Linked DNA regions of Homo sapiens: region 2 is linked to region 1. The links are chromatin loops, found by intact Hi-C in ENCODE. Cell type or tissue: heart left ventricle. All regions are shown on one strand. Links, peaks and the distances in the headings refer to the core of each region. The heading gives the core; the rest is flanking DNA. Region 1 overlaps SLC30A5 (solute carrier family 30 member 5). Region 2 overlaps RAD17 (RAD17 checkpoint clamp loader component).

Region 1 (9,797 bases), core at 861-8,860:
AGTAGCTGAGATTACAGGCACATGCCACTACACTTGGCTAATTTTTGTATTTTTAGTAGAGACAAGGTTTCACTATGTTGGCCAGGCTGGTGTTGAACTCCTGACCTTGTGATCTGTCCGCCTTGGCCTCCCAAAGTGCTGAGATTACAGGTGTGAACCACCACGCCCGGACTTTTTTTTTCTTTTTCTTTTTTTTTTTTTTTGAGACAGAGTTTCACTCTGTCACCCAGGCTGGTGTGCAGTGGCACAATCTCAGCTCACTGCAACCTCTGCTGCCCAGGTTCAAGCAATTCTCCTGCCTCAGCCTCCTGAGTAGCTGGAATTACAGGCACCTGCCACTGCGCCTGGCCTAATTTTTGTACTTTTAGTAGAGACAGGGTTTCACCATATTGGTCAGGCTGGTCTTGAACTCCTGACCTCATGATCCACCCGCCTCGGCCTCCCAAAGTGCTGGGATTACAGGCGTGAGCCACCACGCCTGGCCTTTTTTTCTTAATTATGAGACTGAAGCATTACAAAATTCTCAGTTGCCTTCTTTGTTAACAAAAAGATTAAGTTATGTTCTCTGTATTTGATTGTTGTTGATGTTGCCATATCCTAACTCAGTGAAAACTTAAGAAATTTAAAAGTACATGGTTTTTCTCATGTGTAGTGTACTGAATTTTGTTGTAATACCACACTAACAGAATTTATCCATTATAGTGGTAATCATAGAATGAAGAGTATCCTCACTTTGCATTGTAAACTTTAATAGAAGTATTGTATTATACTTCCATTATAGGTATATATAATACACTTAATGTATCTATATATAATAGGTATTCTACAAGTATATGTATCATACAAGACATGTTATACCTGTAAATTTGTAAATATAGAATGTATAGTAATGCTGTTTAGCCAGGCACAGTGGCTCATGCCTGTAATCCTAGGACTTTGGGAGACCGAGGCGGGTGGATCACGAGGTCAAGAGATCAAGACCACCCTGACCAACATGGTGAAACCCGTCTGTACTAAAAATGCAAAAATTAGCCAAGCATGGTGATGTGCACCTGTAATCCCAGCTACTCAGGAGGCTGAGGCAGGAGAATCACTTGAACCCGGGAGATGGAGGTTGCAGTGAGCCGAGATCGTGCCATTGCACTCCAGCCTGGGCAACAGAGACTCTCCTCAAAAAAAAAAAAGGAATGTATAGTAATGCTATTTAGATTGCTCTTGAAGCTACCATTCTGAAATATTTACATAAACCGAGCTAATATGTCCTTTCTATAATTTTCTTTTATGAAAACCTTTTTCCTCAGCCTGAACAACATGGCTAGACCTGGTCTCTACAAATAAAAAATTAACCAGGCATGGTGGCACATGCCTGTGGTCCCAGCTATTTGGTAGGCTGAGGCAAGAGGATCACTTGAGCCCAGGAATTGGAGGCTGCAGTGAGCTGTGTTCACGCCACTGTACTCCAGCCTGGGCGACAGCGAGATCTGTCTGAAAAAAAAAAAAAAATTTTCCCTGGAATGAGAACATAAATTTTATCAGCTTTTTAAGTACTTTGTACTTTACTAGATCTTAGAAATGACTTTGCTGGTTTTACCGTGCCCTCTGGATTATTTTTCTCTAGAGGAGTAGTATCTAGAATATTCTCTATTCCTTGCATATTGTAGAGTAAAATAAGTTCCTACTAGTTATTCTTTAGCTACGTGGGCTTTTCAACCAGAAGTAAAGTAGCATTTAGGAAGGCTGATTCTGTAAACAGTACCAATTTGTACATAGTAATATGCCCAGCCATGTTAGCAAAGAGATAATCAATGTTATCATTAGTTTATATCTCTTTGATATCTTACTGCCAATACTGTAAGCTTATAATATGTAAGAGCTTTAATGTCAGATTTTTTTCTGTTTTTTAATGCATTTTTGTAAATGCTTACTTGAGAAAATGTTTTTCTTTAGTATTTATGTAGTTACGGTCTTAAAAATCAACCCTTGAAAAAGTCATCCTTGATGTTGTTTTCTTTATTTTCAGACAAGGGGAGCTGCTTTTTTCATTATTGCTGTGATCTGTTTATTGCTTTTTGACAATGATGATCTCATGGCTAAAATGGCTGAACACCGTATCCTTTTGGAATAGATCAGAGTTGTTTCAAGTCTTGAGGAAAACTAGAAGCCTGGAACAATGGAAAAAGAAAGGATAAGTGAATTAAACTGATCAATGATGAATGAAACTTTCATAGATTAATGTAGATATTCTAAATCAGTATTCAAATAATGAACAAACTCATTATAAGTTAAATATTTTATAGCATCTCTGTATCACCTACAGTACCCTAAATTTTCAGAAATGTAGGGACATTGAAAGAATATTTTGGAATGTCCTGGTGCTGGAAAAAAAAAAGGTGATTTGCCACTCAACATGTTTGCTCCCTTATAATTTAACAATTAAAAGGCTGATAAATGAAAAACCTTTAGTATCTTCTTGCCTGAAAGAAAAAGTTCAAATTCCCTTACCTAGTATTCATTGTCTTGCTCTAAATTATTATCTCTAGCTCAGCCCCAACTCTTCTCTTACAGAAACCCAACTTTCTAGTCAAATATATCTACTCATTTTACTCTACAAACATGCCTTTTTTTCTATTTTCTATTCATACATCCTTACCCACTCCATCCAGCAGAACTCCAAGCACCAGTTTTTATTCTTCTATTACTGATACTCACTGCCCTAAAACTTATTAGTAAACTAATAATAATTTTCTTTGTTACAGTGAGGGAGAAGAGTGTGACTTTGGAAAAGCTCCAGGTTGCTTGTGATACAACCTCTATTCCCCACCCTCTTTTGCTTGCCACTTAATTTGCTAAGACTTATGTGGTCAGTGACTTAGAAGACAGATTTAGGACTCATTTTACATGTCAGTCTTAAAGGGCAACCTTAATTCCACTGGACAGGAGTGGTCCAGGGAGATTCCTTGCTCTTGTACCTTTGTCGTTCTTAAAGTATGTATGCAATGTGTCTTTTAGAGGTTAACTACTAAAATCTGGCAAGTTTATCTTAAGCACTATTATAATTGTTTTGGAGACAACAAAAGAAATACAGGCATTCCAGTTTATAAATGAGGTCCTGGAATTAAATGTTAGATTGTTTTATTTTGTTTTGTTTTTAAGTGAAACATGTTATTGAAAGTAATTAAGTTTGAGGCCTCCAGATCAGTCTATATGCAATCCAAAATAATGTAACTAAAATTTCAGGAGAACTTCAGGTGTCAAAGAGTGACTTTTTGGAATTTTTTTCCTTTACTTCAACTCACTTAGCTGAAGGACATCATGACAGTGCTCTAACTCATATGCTTTACACAGCCATTGCCTTCTTAGGTGTGGCAGATCACAAGGTATGATTTCTTTGTTCCTAACAGGATCAAAAGATTCTGAAAAGTTGTAGCAACTATAACTATAAAGGTACATTTAAAATAAATTATCAGCTGGGCCCAGTGGCTCACGCCTGAAATCCCAGCACTTTGGGGGCCAAGGCAGGTGGATCACCTGAGGTCGGGAGTTCAAGACCAGCCTGACTGACATAGAAAAACCCCATCTCTACTAAAAATACAAAATTAGCCAGGCATGGTGGCACATGCCTGTAATCCCAGCTCCTCTGGAGGCTGAGGCAGGAGAATCACTTGAACCCGGGAGGCCGAGGTTGCAGTGAGCCAAGGTCGCGCTATTGCACTCCAGCCTGGGCAACAAAAGCGAAACTCTGTCTCAAAAAAAATAAAATAAAATAATTATCAGTAAGTTATAACATTGCCGGCCATTTAAGTAGTTACGTAATTGAGTATATGGGAAAAATATACTAGTTCCATTTCCTTAAATATTATGTTAGCATGGTGTGGTGGTGTGTGCCAGTAGTCCCGGCTACTTGGGAGGCTGAGACAGGAGGATCTCTTTGATCACAGGAGTTTGAGGCTGCAGTGAGCTGTGATCATGCCACTATACTTCAGCCTGGGTGGCAGAGCAAGACCCTGTCTCTGGGGAAAAAAAAAAAAAAAAAAAAAAAAAAAAAAGATCATGTATTTAACGACTGACTGTTGAACTGTGTGTGTTTCTAATGAGACTTATCTAATTTTACTCACAGGGTGGAGTATTATTGCTAGTACTGGCTTTGTGTTGTAAAGTTGGTTTTCATACAGCTTCCAGAAAGCTCTCTGTCGACGTTGGTGGAGCTAAACGTCTTCAAGCTTTATCTCATCTTGTTTCTGTGCTTCTCTTGTGCCCATGGGTCATTGTTCTTTCTGTGACAACTGAGGTAAGATAAGAGCAAGAATTTATTGGTATTAAATTGCTAGTAAAATGAATTGCTATTAAATTTTTAGTTCACTGTATTCAATAAATTATATTTTAATTTGAGGTTGAAAGTGGCTTAAATTGTCTTTGCTTTTTCTTTGTAGTTTTTTAAAAAAAATTTGGAGTTAATTTTATTGTTTATAGAAAATACAAATCAAATGCTATTACATTTACATATCCCTCACATTGCTATGGCCCAAAGGAATCATTTGAAGAAGGAGCAATTAACCATGTGTTAGGCTTAAAGATTGTGTGTCGCCTAGTGTTCATCGAATGATTACACAATAGTGCTTTTGTTTTTTAAAACTTTGGAGAATACTGAGAAAATGTACCAATATCTTATAGCTTTTATATGTTGGCATATTATGAATCATATTGAATCATGCGATTTTTATTTTTTTAAAAGATTAACAGAAACATCTTGTAAGATGTGAACTTTATACATGTATAGTCTTGACAATTCTTTTTTTTAATTTCTAGAGTAAAGTGGAGTCTTGGTTTTCTCTCATTATGCCTTTTGCAACGGTTATCTTTTTTGTCATGATCCTGGATTTCTACGTGGATTCCATTTGTTCAGTCAAAATGGAAGTTTCCAAATGTGCTCGTTATGGATCCTTTCCCATTTTTATTAGTGCTCTCCTTTTTGGAAATTTTTGGACACATCCAATAACAGACCAGCTTCGGGCTATGAACAAAGCAGCACACCAGGAGAGCACTGAACACGTCCTGTCTGGAGGAGTGGTAGTGAGTGCTATATTCTTCATTTTGTGTAAGCATTCCCCCCTTTTTTTTATTTTAACAAATTTCTATTTATGGATTTTGATGGTCACATCATTTACTTATTTTGGGAAATTCTTCAGTGCTTGCATTTAGTGCCGACAGTTACTGTGTTGGTTTTGGTAGCTTAAACTTCGAAAATTTAAACAATATTGTTTTTTCTCTTTGTAGCTGCCAATATCTTATCATCTCCCTCTAAGAGAGGACAAAAAGGTACCCTTATTGGATATTCTCCTGAAGGAACACCTCTTTATAACTTCATGGGTGATGCTTTTCAGCATAGCTCTCAATCGATCCCTAGGTTTATTAAGGAATCACTAAAACAAATTCTTGAGGAGAGTGACTCTAGGCAGATCTTTTACTTCTTGTGCTTGAATCTGGTAAGATTTTTAAATGTTAATTGACATATCCTAAAAGCATAATATTTTAATTTTGACAGTTCTGGTATAAGTTTAGTACTTCCCAAATTTCTGATAATAAGATGAGCTAAAATTTAAATTTTTTCTAAGTATAATAGCAAGATTACGAGATCATATTCAGATTCCTTAGGCAATCCTTAAGGCATGTGCCACCGTGCCCAGCCACTTAAGCAAACAATTTGTGAGGCATTTTAGAAGCATTGATTTAGTATGTTCCTTCAAATCAGTAAATATAGTAGCATTTAAAGAGTTCTAATAACTTACAGGATCTCACTATTAGCAATCAGTGTTATAAATCACCTATTGCTAACATTTTATAACCTAGTTTATTATTTTTATAGACATATAAACAAAACCATTTTTAAATAGTTTCTAAAATGGATTTATCTTAGTTTTTTACAATTTAATAGTTTGTAAAATGGGTTTATCTTAGTTTTTACAATTTGTGTGAAATAGGGTTTCTAATGTAAGTGGCAGTTAAATAACTAAACAATTATAGCAGATCTTCAAGTAAATTTGGATAATTAAGGGTTAAAATCCTCCTAATTGAAACAGTGCCCAACATACTCCTCCCTTTTTTTTTGGTGACATTTTTAGCTTTTTACCTTTGTGGAATTATTCTATGGCGTGCTGACCAATAGTCTGGGCCTGATCTCGGATGGATTCCACATGCTTTTTGACTGCTCTGCTTTAGTCATGGGACTTTTTGCTGCCCTGATGAGTAGGTGGAAAGCCACTCGGATTTTCTCCTATGGGTAGGTACATTGACTGTCGAGGTGGTATATCTTAAGTGCAAATTCCATCTTAAGGAACAGAATTATATTACTTATATTACTTTTAATACAAATAATTTCCAAATCTTCATTTTTAAAAAATGTGAAGTAAATAAGGGGATGTGAATCGGGCATTTGATAAATACTGAATGGAATTAAGCTCAAAGATTATGCTCCCTTGGCCGAGCACAGTGGCTCACGCCTGTAATCCTAGCACTTTGGGAGGCCAAGGCAGGCGGATCACCTGAGGTCAGGAGTTCGAGACCAGCCTGGCCAACATGGTGAAACCTCGTCTCTACTAAAAATACAAAAATTAGCCGGGTATGGTGGCACGCACCTGTAGCCCCAGCTACTCGGGAGGTTGAGGCAGGAGAATCGCTTGAACCCAGAAGGCAGAGGTTGCAGTGAGCCAAGATCGTGCCACTGCACTCCAGCCTGGGCAACAGAGTGAGACTATGTCTCAAAAAAAAAAAAGACAGGGCCAGGTGCGGTGGCTCACGCCTGTAATCCCAGCACTTTGGGAGGCCGAGGCGGGCGGATCACAGGGTCAGGAGATCGAGACCATCCTGGCTAACACGGTGAAACCCCGTCTCTACTAAAAATACAAAAAAAATTAGCCGGGCGTAGTGGCAGGCACCTGTAGTCCCAGCTACTCGGGAGGCTGAAGCAGGAGAATGGTGTGAACCCAGGAGGCGGAGCTTTCAGTGAGCCAAGATCGTGCCACTGCACTCCAGCCTGGGTGACAGAGCAAGACTCTGTCTCAAAAAAAAAAAAAAAAGAGAGTAAAGAAGGACTTTGATGAATATATAACATTTTAACAAATGTATATATTCGTTAAAATGTTATATATTCATATATAACGTATATATATTCATATATAACGTGTATATATATGTGTATATATATATATGTATATATATATGAAGGACCTTCCAGGCATTAATATGATATTTAAAATATTGCTAATTTTCTATTATTAATTACTTAGTAGTATGAAAATTTGGACTTGTTTCCTCATTTATAAAGTTTATACTTTAAAAATATTTGTCCTTTTCCTTTTCTGAAAAATGTTCTATGTTTTTAGGTACGGCCGAATAGAAATTCTGTCTGGATTTATTAATGGACTTTTTCTAATAGTAATAGCGTTTTTTGTGTTTATGGAGTCAGTGGCTAGATTGATTGATCCTCCAGAATTAGACACTCACATGTTAACAGTAAGTCTTTTTATTTTCCTATTTGGATTTCTAGTCATACTTACATAGTTTTTTCTATCCTAAAGTTTAATTGTTTGCAGTTATTGCTCTAAGAAGGTTTTATTTTTTACTTATATCAACATAACTTCCTATCTTGCTGTTTACATTTATACTGCTCCCTCTTAGAAATTCTCTTTTTTTTTTTTTTTTTTTTTGAGACAGAGTCTCTGTTTTCCAGGCTGGAGTGCAGTGGCATGATCTCAGCTCACTGCAGCCTCCACCTCTCAGGCTCAAGCGATTCTCGTGCCTCAGCCTCCTGAGTAGCTGGGATTACAGGCATGTGCCACCACCCCCTGCTAAATTTTGTATATTTTGTATAGATAGAGTTTCGCCATGTTGGCCAGGCTGGTCTCGAACTACTGACCTCAAGCAATCCTCCCACCTTGGCATCCCAAAGTGCTGGGATTACAGGCATGAGCCACTGTGCCCGGCCAGCTATAGCAACTTTTAATGTTCTCCCTGTACCACCAAAGCTTTACATGTGCTGTTTCTTGTAGTTGGCATGTCCTTTCCTTACTTCTGCCCTTCAGCCTCCATCAAGATTTTGCTTATGTGAAATACTTTTTTTCTTTTCTTTTTTTCTTTTTTTTCAAGCAATTCTCCTGTCTCAGCTTCCCGAGTAGCTGGGACTACAGGCGCCTGCCACCACGCCTGCCTAATTTTTGGAAATACTTTCTTTTAATCCCCCTCTTCTCTCCACAAAGTTTGTTAGATTCCTTTTCTCAGTATTCTCATTATGTTTTGTGCATTCTTCTTTTAGCAACATTGAGTTGCAGTTGTTTAATTTGTCATTCTTCCACAATTAAGATATGTAAGTATCTTCAGGACCTGAATTACATATTATTAACTCTTAAGTTCAGTTCTAGCACCTGGCTTGTCGTAGGAAATCAGTTGTTAAATGACAAAAAGCAGCTCTGGCTCTTGCTGGTGGAAGCATACATGAGTAAAATGTTTCTATAATACAGTTTGGAAAAATAGACTTTTTTGGATTTTTTAGTGCCTGTATCCTTTGATATTGACTATTTATCATACATAAACATTCACACAAACATATAGAAGTACATGACTCTGGCCGGGTGCAGTGGCTCACGCCTGTAATCCCAGCACTTTGGGAGGCCGAGGTGGTTGGATCACCTGAGGTCAGGAGTTTGAGACCAGTCTGGTCAACATAGTGAAACCCCATCTCTACTAAAAATACAAAAATTAGCCGGGCATGATGGCGCACACCTGTAATCCCAGCTAGTTGGGAGGCTGAGGCAGGAGAATCACTTCAACCACGAGGCAGAGGCTTCAGTGAGCCCAGGTTGCACCAACTGTACTCCAGCCTGGGTGATAGAGAGACTCTGCCTCAAAAAAAAAAAAAAAAAAAAGTAGTACATGATTCATTGTACCCTTATTTATAATAGTGAAAAAATGGAAACAATTCACTGTCCACCAGTGAAAAAAGTAATTAAATAAATTTGTTATCTATATAATAGAATATTACAGAGCTATTGAAAAGAATGAGATATATCTGTATATACTGGCCTGAAAATATTTACGAGATGTACTAGTGAAAAACAAATTGCAGGCCATGCATGGTGGCGGGCGCCTGTAATCCCAGCTGCTTGGGTGGCTGAGGTAGGAGAATTGCTTGAACCTGGGAGGCAGAGGTTGCAATAAGCCGAGATCATGCCACTGCACTCCAGCCTGGTTGACAGAGCAAAACTCTGTCTCAAAATGAAAAAAAAAAAATTGTAAAATAGTATTATGATTACATTGTTGGTTTTAAAGGGTGTTATGTGTATGTATGTTAGTACACAGATGGAAAATACACCATTTTAAGCGTGACTAACCCTTGGTGGTAGAATTATAGGGGACTTTCATCTTCTACATTTTTATTTTCCTGATAAAATACACAATGATGAAGTATTTTTCAGTAGGGGAGAAGGAGTACTTATGAGATGATGGAGTCTCTGTAAGCAGTACTTGGTTTCATTCAAAGTCATTAACCATCTACCAGCTTATAAAGCCTAATGAAATTTTAAAATCTGGAGTCAAATGGTCCGAATCAGGAAGAAGTAAATAACCTCCCTACACATTTAATAAAGTAAATCTCTTACTACTTTTGAAAAGTAATTAAAAGTATTTGTCCTTCTCATATTTATATTTTCCTTTTATAAAACAAATGGATTGCTTTAAATTGTAGATGTAGGCAAATTAACACCCTGAGCTACTACTATTCAAGATCATTTTGTAAGAGCAGATAA
Region 2 (9,797 bases), core at 884-8,883, 270 kb after region 1:
ATGTGGTTCATCATTGACTGAAAGTTGATTATCTGGCACATGACTGTATATTGTTGATCCATATAGTTTGAACTCATGGTGAACAGCGCTATAACTCATGCACTGCCCCTTTCAAAAGTGGAGCAGGCTCTCTTTGTCCAAGTACATAGGTTCTTATTAAAGGAAAATAAACAAGAATTATAGCCTACCATTGTATGTAGGAAATCTTTTGATATTTCTGTAGCTTCAACTTTTTTTTTTTTAATCAAATTTACGGTATGAGGGAATGTTACTGGGATCCACAACCTCTAGTCTCTCGTTAGAGTCCTATCTCTGGTAAATATGTTTCTTTTTTTTCCTTTTTTTTTTTTCTGAGACAGGATCTTACTCTAATGTGCAGGATGGAGTGCAGCGGCAATCTTGGCTCATTGCAGCCTCCACCTCCCAGGCTCAAGTGATTCTTCCACCTCAGCCTCCTGACCAGCTGGGACTATAGGCGCACACCACCATGCCCAGCTAATTTTTTGTATTTTTTTTGTAGAGACAGGGTTTTGCCATGTTGACTAGGCTGGTCTCAGACTCCTGGGCTCAAGGAATCCGTCTGCCTCAGCCTCCCAAAATGCTGGGATTACAGGTGTGAGCCGCCGTGCTCTTCCCAAATATGTGTCTTAATATGCATTTCTTAAAGAATCTAATAACCAAACTGAGGTCTTTCCATAAGAATATTGTATTTGTATAACAGTAACTTATATCATCCAATGAGATGTCTATATTAAGAATAAATTTTGCTGGGAGCGGTGGCTCACATCTGTAATCCCAGCACTTTGGGAGACCATGGCGGGCAAATCACGAGGTCAGGAGATTGAGACCATCCTGGCTAACACGGTGAAACCCTGTCTCTACTAAAAATACAAAAAAATTAGCCGGGCGTGGTGGCGGGCGCCTGTAGTCCCAGCTACTCGGGTGGCTGAGGCAGGAGAATGGCGTGAACCCGGGAGGCGGAGCTTGCAGTGAGCCGAGATTATGCCACTGCACTCCAGCCTGGGTGAAAGAGCAAGACTCGTCTCAAAAAAAAAAAAAGAATAAATTTTATGAGTTCAGGTAACCTCTAAAAATCTTTGTTTCAGACATCACCTCCCTAATTTAGCCAAAGTTTAGTATTTGGCTACTAAATAGTCCTTGAGAGGGACATAATGCAAAAATTGAGAAATTATCAGAAGCGGAATTGAGAGTTGAAGAATTAAGATTCTCTTATTTCCATATTTGCAGATGTTTTTGTATGGAAAAGGGGGGAAAAAGGCAATTTTTAAAAAAGAAAAAAATAAAGCTGGTTTATTCCAGCAAGCATTATTATGAAATTTAATGTGCTTATATGAGACATTCAGCAAATATTTATAGAAGTAAATATATTTAGAATGAAAAGTCAGAAATAATATTCTAGCATTCCAGTGATTTTGGTTTTTAATTCATATTTGTATTTGATTTTAGGGTGGATCTATTTTATTAATAACAGGTCCTCCTGGATGTGGAAAGACAACGACCTTAAAAATACTATCAAAGGAGCATGGTATTCAAGTACAAGAGTGGATTAATCCAGTTTTACCAGACTTCCAAAAAGATGATTTCAAGGGGATGTTTAATACTGGTAAGATTTGCTGTGAAGGTAGTAGAAGTAGTGGGGCAAACCTGTGCTTAAGGGAGCTTTCAGATAAAGTTCTATGAGTGCATTTTTTCCCATACTTCTTGCTTTCAGAGGGATGGAATTTCACAGGCCAGGTGCGATGGCTGTCACATGGGAGGCTGAGGCAGGAGGATTGCTTCAGGCCAGGAGTTAAAGACCAGGCTGGGCAACATACAAAGAACCTGTCTACAAAAATAAAAAAATCAGCTAGGTATAGTGTTGTGTACCTGTAGTTCTAACTACTCAAGGGCTGAGGTGTGAGGATCACTTGAGCCCATGAGTTCAAGGTTGCAGTGAGCTATAGTGTTACCATCGTGCTCCAGCCTGGGCAACAGAATGAGACATTGTCTCAAAAAATAAATAAATAAAAGTTATTTCAGGAGAAGGAAAGAAAGCATGTCTCCAATGGAAGACAATGGAATTTTTTGAAGATTAAGTCTTAACTGTTTTGTTAACATATTCTTCTGTTTGCATTATTTATCTGCTTTTTTCTAAGATCTGGCTAGGAGGTTAGACAGTATTAACTAAGATATTTTATTTGTTAAATCAAGCCTTAAGATGTGTTAAAAAGAACTTGCCCCCCAACAAGATAGCTTAGATCAGTAAGTACCTGTTAGAACAATATCAAATGAAAGCAAAAGACAAAGATGTCTTTGGAATTTGGAAGGAGGCCTTAAGATAACGATTTAAAAATTGATAATAGTAACAATTTTATTTATTTTTATTTTTTTTGAGACAGAGTCTCACTCTGTCGCCCAGGCTGGAGTACAACCTCTGCCTCCCAGACTCAAGCTATTCTCATGCCTCAGCCTCCTGAGTAGCTGGGATTAGAGGCATGTGCCACCACACCCAGCTAGTTTTTGTATTTTTAGTAGAGATGGGGTTTTGCCATGTTAGCCAGTCTGGTCTCGAACTCCTGGCCTCAAGTGATCCACCTGCCTCTGCCTCCCAAAGTGCTGGGATTATAGGCGTGAGCTACCATGCGTGGCAATAGTACCAATTTAAAGATGTAATACGTTATAAGTTCATGCATATGCTTATGTACCTTAGCACTATCATTTTTATCTTTCATAGTTTTTCATATTGCAACTCCAGGTGGTGAAACTAGGGATAGCCAAATCTCCTAGGCCATTTTGAAGGGAAAAGGGTTCTGTAGAAGGATAATTTTAATGTGGAGTGTTCCTCAAAATCCCTTCTCTGGACTCTTCTTTAATGTACTCCCTTGTGCTACTAGTATCCCATCCTGCTGGGGCTTTTACTGTTTTCTTTTCTTTATTATTATTATTACTATTATTATTATTTTTTTTTTGAGATGGAGTCTTGCTCTGTCACCCAGGCTGGAGTGCAGTGGTTTGTCTCACTGCAAGCTCCGCCTCCTGGGTTCAAGCAATTCTCCTGACTCAGCCTCCCAAGTAGCTGGGATTACAGGCGTCCACCACCATGCCCGGCTTATTTTTGTATTTTTTAGTAGAGATGGGGTTTCACCACGTTGGTCAGGTTGTTTTCGAACCCCTGACCTCAGGTGATCCAACCACCTCGGCCTCCAAAAGTGCTGGGATTACAGGCGTGAGCCACCACGCCCGGCCCATTATTATTATCATTTTTTTAAGAGAGAAAGTCTCACTATATTGTCTAGAATGAACTTCTTAAGCATTTAAGGGATTCTCACGACCCAACCTCTGGGGTAGCTGGGACTACAGACGTGTGTTCCTGCATCTGGCTTTTACTGCTTTCTAAATAGTAGCATTACTTTTGACAGTCTGATAAGCTTTAACTTAAACAGTCTTCAATATGAAACATGCCTTCAGAGAGCTTCCCTCATTCTCAAGTTCACTAATCAGTTATTCTGTTTTTGTTGTTAAACCTTTATCACTCCAGCCTGACCAACATGGAGAAACCCCGTCTCTACTAAAAATTCAATAATTAGCCAGGCGTGGTGGTGTGTTCCTGTAATCCCAGCTACTCAGGAGGCTGAGGCAGGAGAATTGCTTGAACCTGGGAGGTGGAGGTTGCAGTGAGCCAAGATTGCGCCACTGCACTCCAGCCTGGGCGACAGAGCAAGATTCCGTCTCAAAACAAACAAACCAAACCCTTATCACTGAAGGTAATTCATTTATAGGCTTGAACTCATTTAGAGATTCTTCATTGGGTAGGCCACAGTCATAGATATTTTTACCAATTATATGAATGTTATACCGACAGCTGTGTTCTTAGGTCAGTTAACTCCATATTACACAGGGTCTCACTCTGTCACCCAGGCTGGAGTGCAGTGACACAATCTTGGCTCACTGCAACCTCCACCTCCTGGGCTCAAGCTATTACCCCCACCCTCTGCCTCAGCCCTGCAAGTAGCCAGAACTACAGGCACAAGCCTCCACACCTGGCTAATTTGTGTATTTTTTTGTAGAGACCGGGTTTCACCATGTTGCCCAGGTTGCTCTTGAATTCCTGAGGTCAAGCGATCCACCTGCCTCGGCCTCCCAAAGTGCTGGGATTACAGGCGTGAGCCACTGTGCCTGGCTACATGTTGACTCTTGTCCTTTGAAAGGAATATCCTATTTTAAATTTAAATGATTTTTCCTAATTGGGAAATAGTCTACAGTATTGTGAGATGCATCAAGTATGTGTGTGTGTACATACAGATGTATAATATTAATGTATATCATTTGTTGAAAATAAAAGTGGTTATGTGTTTCCTTTCAGAATCAAGCTTCCATATGTTTCCCTATCAGTCTCAGATAGCAGTTTTCAAAGAGTTTCTACTAAGAGCGACAAAGTATAACAAGTTACAAATGCTTGGAGATGATCTGAGAACTGATAAGAAGATAATTCTGGTTGAAGTAAGGACAACTTTTAAAATCTTTTTTTTTTTTTTTTTGAAATGGAGTCTTGCTGTGTCACTGTCACCCAGGCTGGAGTGCAGTGGCGCGATCTCAGCTCATTGCAAGCTCTGCCTCCCAGGTTCACGCCATTCTCCTGCCTCAGCCTCCGGAGTAGCTGGGACTACAGGCGCCCGCCACCACGCCCGGCTAATTTTTTGTATTTTTTAGTAGAGACGGGGTTTCACTGTGTTAGCCAGGATGGTCTCGATCTCCTGACCTCATGATATGCCCACCGTGGCCTCCCAAAGTGCTGGGATTACAGGCGTGAGCCACCATGCCTGGCCTAAAATCTTTTTTTTTTTTTTTTTTTTGAGACAGAGTCTCTCTTTAACCCCTAGGCTGGAGTGCAGTGGTGCAGTCTTGGCTCACTGCCACCTCCGCCTCCTGGGTTGAAACAATTCTCATGCCTCAGCCTCCCCCGAGTAGTGGGGATTACAGGAACCTGCCACCATGCCGGCCTAATTTTTGTATATTTAGTAGAGATGGAGTTTTGCCACGTTGGCCAGGCTGGTCTCAAACTCCTGACCTCAAGGTAATCCTCCCGCCTTGGCCTCCCGAGTGCTGGGATTACACATGTGAGCCACCACACCCAGCCAACTTTTAAAATTTTGCTGTAGCTATTGACTAAACAATTGTGAGATATATCTTACATGATAATGTTAACTTGTCTCTATAGTAGTGATATTGGTAAAATACAACACAAAGGCTTTGTAATAGTAGAAACCTAAAGTCTCTTCTAGTAAACTTGAATGGAATAGCTGTAGGATAAGGAATGTTATAAATTTTAATGGTTTAAGTATAGAAAAACAAAAGAAAAGTTTGGAAAATTACTTCCTAGTGAAAATACTGTAACTGGAAAGCAACCCAAAGAAATTTGATCTAAAAATTGGGATCCCCATTGATGTATATTACTGTTTCGGATATCATCTATTTCATGTTTCCTGTGAAAGTTCTGTTTAAAATACATTGAATAAATATATTTTTGCCTACCTCAATAAATATAAATTTGAAAAATAAATTTGCAATGGAATAAAACTATACTATTATTTATTTTTTATTTTCAATAGGATTTACCTAACCAGTTTTATCGGGATTCTCATACTTTACATGAAGTTCTAAGGTAGGTTTCAGTGAAGTATTCTAAAACTCCAAATTAAATGAGAAGTGGCTTAAATTTCAACATTGCTGTATTTTGTTATTTTAGGAAGTATGTGAGGATTGGTCGATGTCCTCTTATATTTATAATCTCGGACAGTCTCAGTGGAGATAATAATCAAAGGTTATTGTTTCCCAAAGAAATTCAGGAAGAGTGTTCTATCTCAAATATTAGGTAAGAAAGAAATTTCTGCTTATAAAGGTCACATACATATTATATTTTTAAATTAATCATTTAACTGCTATCTTTCTTTATAAAACTTAGTTTCAACCCTGTGGCACCAACAATTATGATGAAATTTCTTAATCGAATAGTGACTATAGAAGCTAACAAGGTAAGTCTCTGATTAATTAAACCTTACTCGATAACTATAGAAAGCCTAGCTTAAATAGTATTATGTAAACTGAAGGAGTGTTATTTTAATTTTTTAGAATTAAAACATTTTATTATACTCATAAGGCATGTCATTTTAGCAAATGTAGGAAATACTGATTTTAAAAATCTTTAACATTTTTCTACTATTAAACTTTCACTTTCACATTGAGGTAAATTTTTCCTTTGCTTGGTTTACTGTTCTAAATTGTGTCTGTCATCAAGAAAATGTTTTCTGGCATGTAGGTATGGTAGTTATCAACAATTCAACTCTTCCTATTGTCCTGTTGTCACTTTTTTATTTTCACATTTTTTTTAATTATGGTGAAAAACATGTATCATAAAATTTATCATCTTAACCATTTTCAAAGATACACTTCAGTATTGTAAAGTCTATTTACATTCATATACAGCTGTTGTCACTTTTTTTTTTTTTTTGGAGACAGGGTCTCACTCTGTTGCTCAGGCTGGACTGCAGTGGCATAATCATGGCTCACTGCAGCCTCGACCTCTTGGGCTCAAGTGTTCCTCCCACCTCAGCCTCCCAAGCAGCTGGGACTACAGGCTGGTACCACCACGCCTGGCTAATTTTTTAATTTTTTTTAGAGACAGGGTCTCTCTGTGTTGCCCAGGCTGGTCTCGAATTCCTGGCTCAAGTGATCCTCCCTCCTCGGCCTCTGAAAGTGCTGAGATTTCAGGCATGAGCCTCTGTGCCCGGCTTCTTTTCACTTTTAGTACGTCATTTTTTCTGTATTTCAAATCAAGATGATGTTAAAAAAAAATTGATGGACCTTCTGCTCCCAGCGTCATGGTTTTAGGGAATCCTATTGGTATAAATCAACCAAATCTTGCATGAAACATAATTTTTGTTGCACTGCTAGGACCACAGGAACTGAGGGAAATATCCAAGGGAGAGGTTGTTTTGAGGATTAAATACGTTAGTGTAGAGCACCTAACTGAATAAATAACAGATATTAATAGTGAAAAATGAGAAACAAACTGAGTCCAATAATACAGGAAGCAATTACTGTGATGAATTATTATGCTATTAGTGTTTTGAAAATATTTAATGGGTCAGGTGCGGTGGCTCACGCCTGTAATCTTAACACTTTGGGAGGCCGAGGTGGGTGTATCACCTGAGGTCAGGAGTTCATGACCAGCCTGGCCAACAGGTGAAACCCCATCTCTAATAAAAATACAAAAATTAGCCGGATGTGGTGGCGGGTACCTATAATCCCAGCTACTCAGGAAGCTGAGGCAGGAGAATAGCTTGAACCCAGGGGGTGGAGGTTGCAGTGAGCCGAGATTGCGCTACTTCACTCCAGCCTGGGCAGCAAGAGCAAAACTCTGTATCCCAAAAAAAAGAAAAAAAATTACCTGGGCATGGTGGTGTGCTCCTGTATTCCCAGCTACTCAGAAGCCTGAGACAGGATGATCGCTGGAGCCTAGGAGTTTGAGGCTGCAGTGATCTAGATGAAATGACTGTAGTCTGTCATGGACAGAGCTAAACCCTGTCTCTAAAAAAACATCTACATTCTCTACTATAAGCATGAGAACTGCAAATTGAGCCATGGTGCATGCCTGTAGTCCCAGCTACAAAGGCTGACAGTGGTGGGAGGATTTGTTGAGCCTGGGAGCTCAAGACCAGCCCAGGTGTGATATAGTAAGACCTTGTGTCAAAACAAAAATTTTTTTTTTAGTGAATTGATTAGTTCAAGTGGCTCTGGTTTAAAAAAGAAGAAGAAGAAATAATTGGTGTAATTATGGCTTTTTCATCCTCACCAGACTGTATAATGTATAACCCCAGTAAAGGAATTTTCATGTAAATTTCATAAATTAGTTAGATTATTTTGTGTATATTTAATTTTATCACAGTCTGTTGCATTTTGAGGGTTTTTTTGTGTGTACACATATATGTTGTTATATATCTGTGTGTATGTAGTGAGAAAGAGTAAAAACTTCAAAATACAACCTGGTCAAAGTGAAAAAGTAAAATAATACAGTATTTAATATTTCCTGAAAGTATACCTTAAACTGTAATAAGTCATTGAAGCTTGTATCATTCATAGACCAGTGTTTAGCATGAAGGCTTTTTAGTTTTTTATTACTATTTTAAGATAATTTTTTTTTTCTGGCTCTATTGCCCAGGCTGGAGTGCAGTGGCAAGATCATAGCTCACTGCAGCCTTCATCTCCAGGTCTCAAGTGATCCTCCCATTTCAGCCTCCCAAGTAGCAGGGACTACAGGCGCATGCCACCATGCCCAGCTAATTGTTTTGATTTTTTGTAGAGATAAGGTCTTACTACCTTGCCTAGGCTGGTCTCAGACTCCTGAGCTCAAGTGATCCTCCTGCCTCAGTCTCCCAAATTGCTGAGATTATAGGAATGTGCCACCGTGCCCAGCCCTTTTTAGTATTTAAGTTTAAAAGAATCTAATTTACGTTAATTAAGTTTAGAAAATAGGTTGGGGTTTTTTGTTGTTGTTATTTTTAAGAAAATACTTTTTTTTAAATTTAATTTTCTTATTTTAGAATGGAGGAAAAATTACTGTCCCTGACAAAACTTCTCTAGAGTTGCTCTGTCAGGGATGTTCTGGTGATATCAGAAGTGCAATAAACAGCCTCCAGTTTTCTTCTTCAAAAGGTAACTATGGAAGATACAGTCATGTGGCATTATATAGGTGACTGACTTTCTCTTAATTCATTCAATGAAATCAAACATTTTAACTTACATTTGGTCTATACCTATTTATCCTTCTTTATTACTGAGACAGTGGCTTAAAATTAAATATATACACATGCATACATACCCTTCTATGAATATGTCGTAGTATATATCCTTGTTTCTGTTTGAGATAGTTTACCTTTCAAAGTTAACTTAGAACCAGATTTCCTGGATAAAAATTCTGCCTCTGCCACTTACCAGTTATATAGGCCTATGCAGGTGACTCTTATCTTTCTGTGCCTCTGTTTTCTCACCTTTTATGTGAGCACTTACCTCTTAGGGTTCTATGAAGAATATGTGAGGTGACACTATTATAGAGTGCTTCTTACAGTACTTGATTCATATTAAGTGTTCATAAATGGCCAGCCATTAATCAGTTTAATAATACTGTGCCGAGGTAGGTTTACTTTTGGAATTATTATTATTTATTTTGAGACGGAGTCTCGCTCTGCCGCCCGGGCTGGAGTGCAGTGGCATGATCTTGGCTCACTGCAAGCTCCGCCTCCCAGGTTCACAGCATTCTCCTGCCTCAGCCTTCTGAGTAGCTGGGACTACAGGCAGCTGCCACCACGCCCAGCTAATTGTATTTTTAATAGAGATGGGGTTTCACTGTCTTAGCCAGGATGGTTGCGATCTCCTGACCTCGTGATCCGCCCGCCTCGGCCTCCCAAAGTGCTGGGATTATAGGTGTGAGCCACCTCATCTGGCCTGAAATTATTTTTATAATAATTTATGAGATATGTTTAATAAATTTATTTCCTGTTAATGTTAAAAAGTATAAATTTATGAGATATGTTTAATAAATTTCCTGTTAATATGTAGAAAGATGTAGTAAAAAGATAGTTTCACTAATGGCAGTGAGTTACATTTTTACTGTAATGGTCATCGTTTACTGCATAGTCCTCCTTCAGAAGGCATTTAGCAGACTACTTAATGCTTAACGTTGATAATTGACATCAAAGAGTGGGCCAGGAACTGTGTTAGCAATTATGTTTTTTTCATTT

The links. A loop is a pair of places that touch in the nucleus more often than their neighbours do. Peaks named below come from ENCODE experiments on the same cell type or tissue, not always from the same donor. Only the 100,000 strongest peaks of a DNase experiment are listed, where the experiment ranks them.
Region 2: it touches region 1 in a loop (2.5-fold over the local background); 5 of 110 quality-filtered maps call a loop at or near these places.

The regions. Positions count from the first base shown.
Region 1 is chr5:69,111,120-69,120,916 of GRCh38, forward strand. It overlaps SLC30A5 (solute carrier family 30 member 5), which reads left to right. Exons shown (of 16, transcript NM_022902.5): 6 at 2,021-2,108; 7 at 3,301-3,377; 8 at 4,118-4,288; 9 at 4,807-5,095; 10 at 5,275-5,483; 11 at 6,120-6,277; 12 at 7,380-7,509. Among named protein-coding and RNA genes, the nearest start is that of SLC30A5, 22 kb to the left of the region's middle. In heart left ventricle, for the core only: no CTCF peak of the experiment used is centred there; no DNase peak of the experiment used is centred there.
Region 2 is chr5:69,380,434-69,390,230 of GRCh38, forward strand. It overlaps RAD17 (RAD17 checkpoint clamp loader component), which reads left to right. Exons shown (of 19, transcript NM_133338.3): 7 at 1,468-1,624; 8 at 4,364-4,500; 9 at 5,610-5,662; 10 at 5,747-5,872; 11 at 5,963-6,032; 12 at 8,601-8,712. Among named protein-coding and RNA genes, the nearest start is that of RAD17, 16 kb to the left of the region's middle. In heart left ventricle, for the core only: no CTCF peak of the experiment used is centred there; no DNase peak of the experiment used is centred there.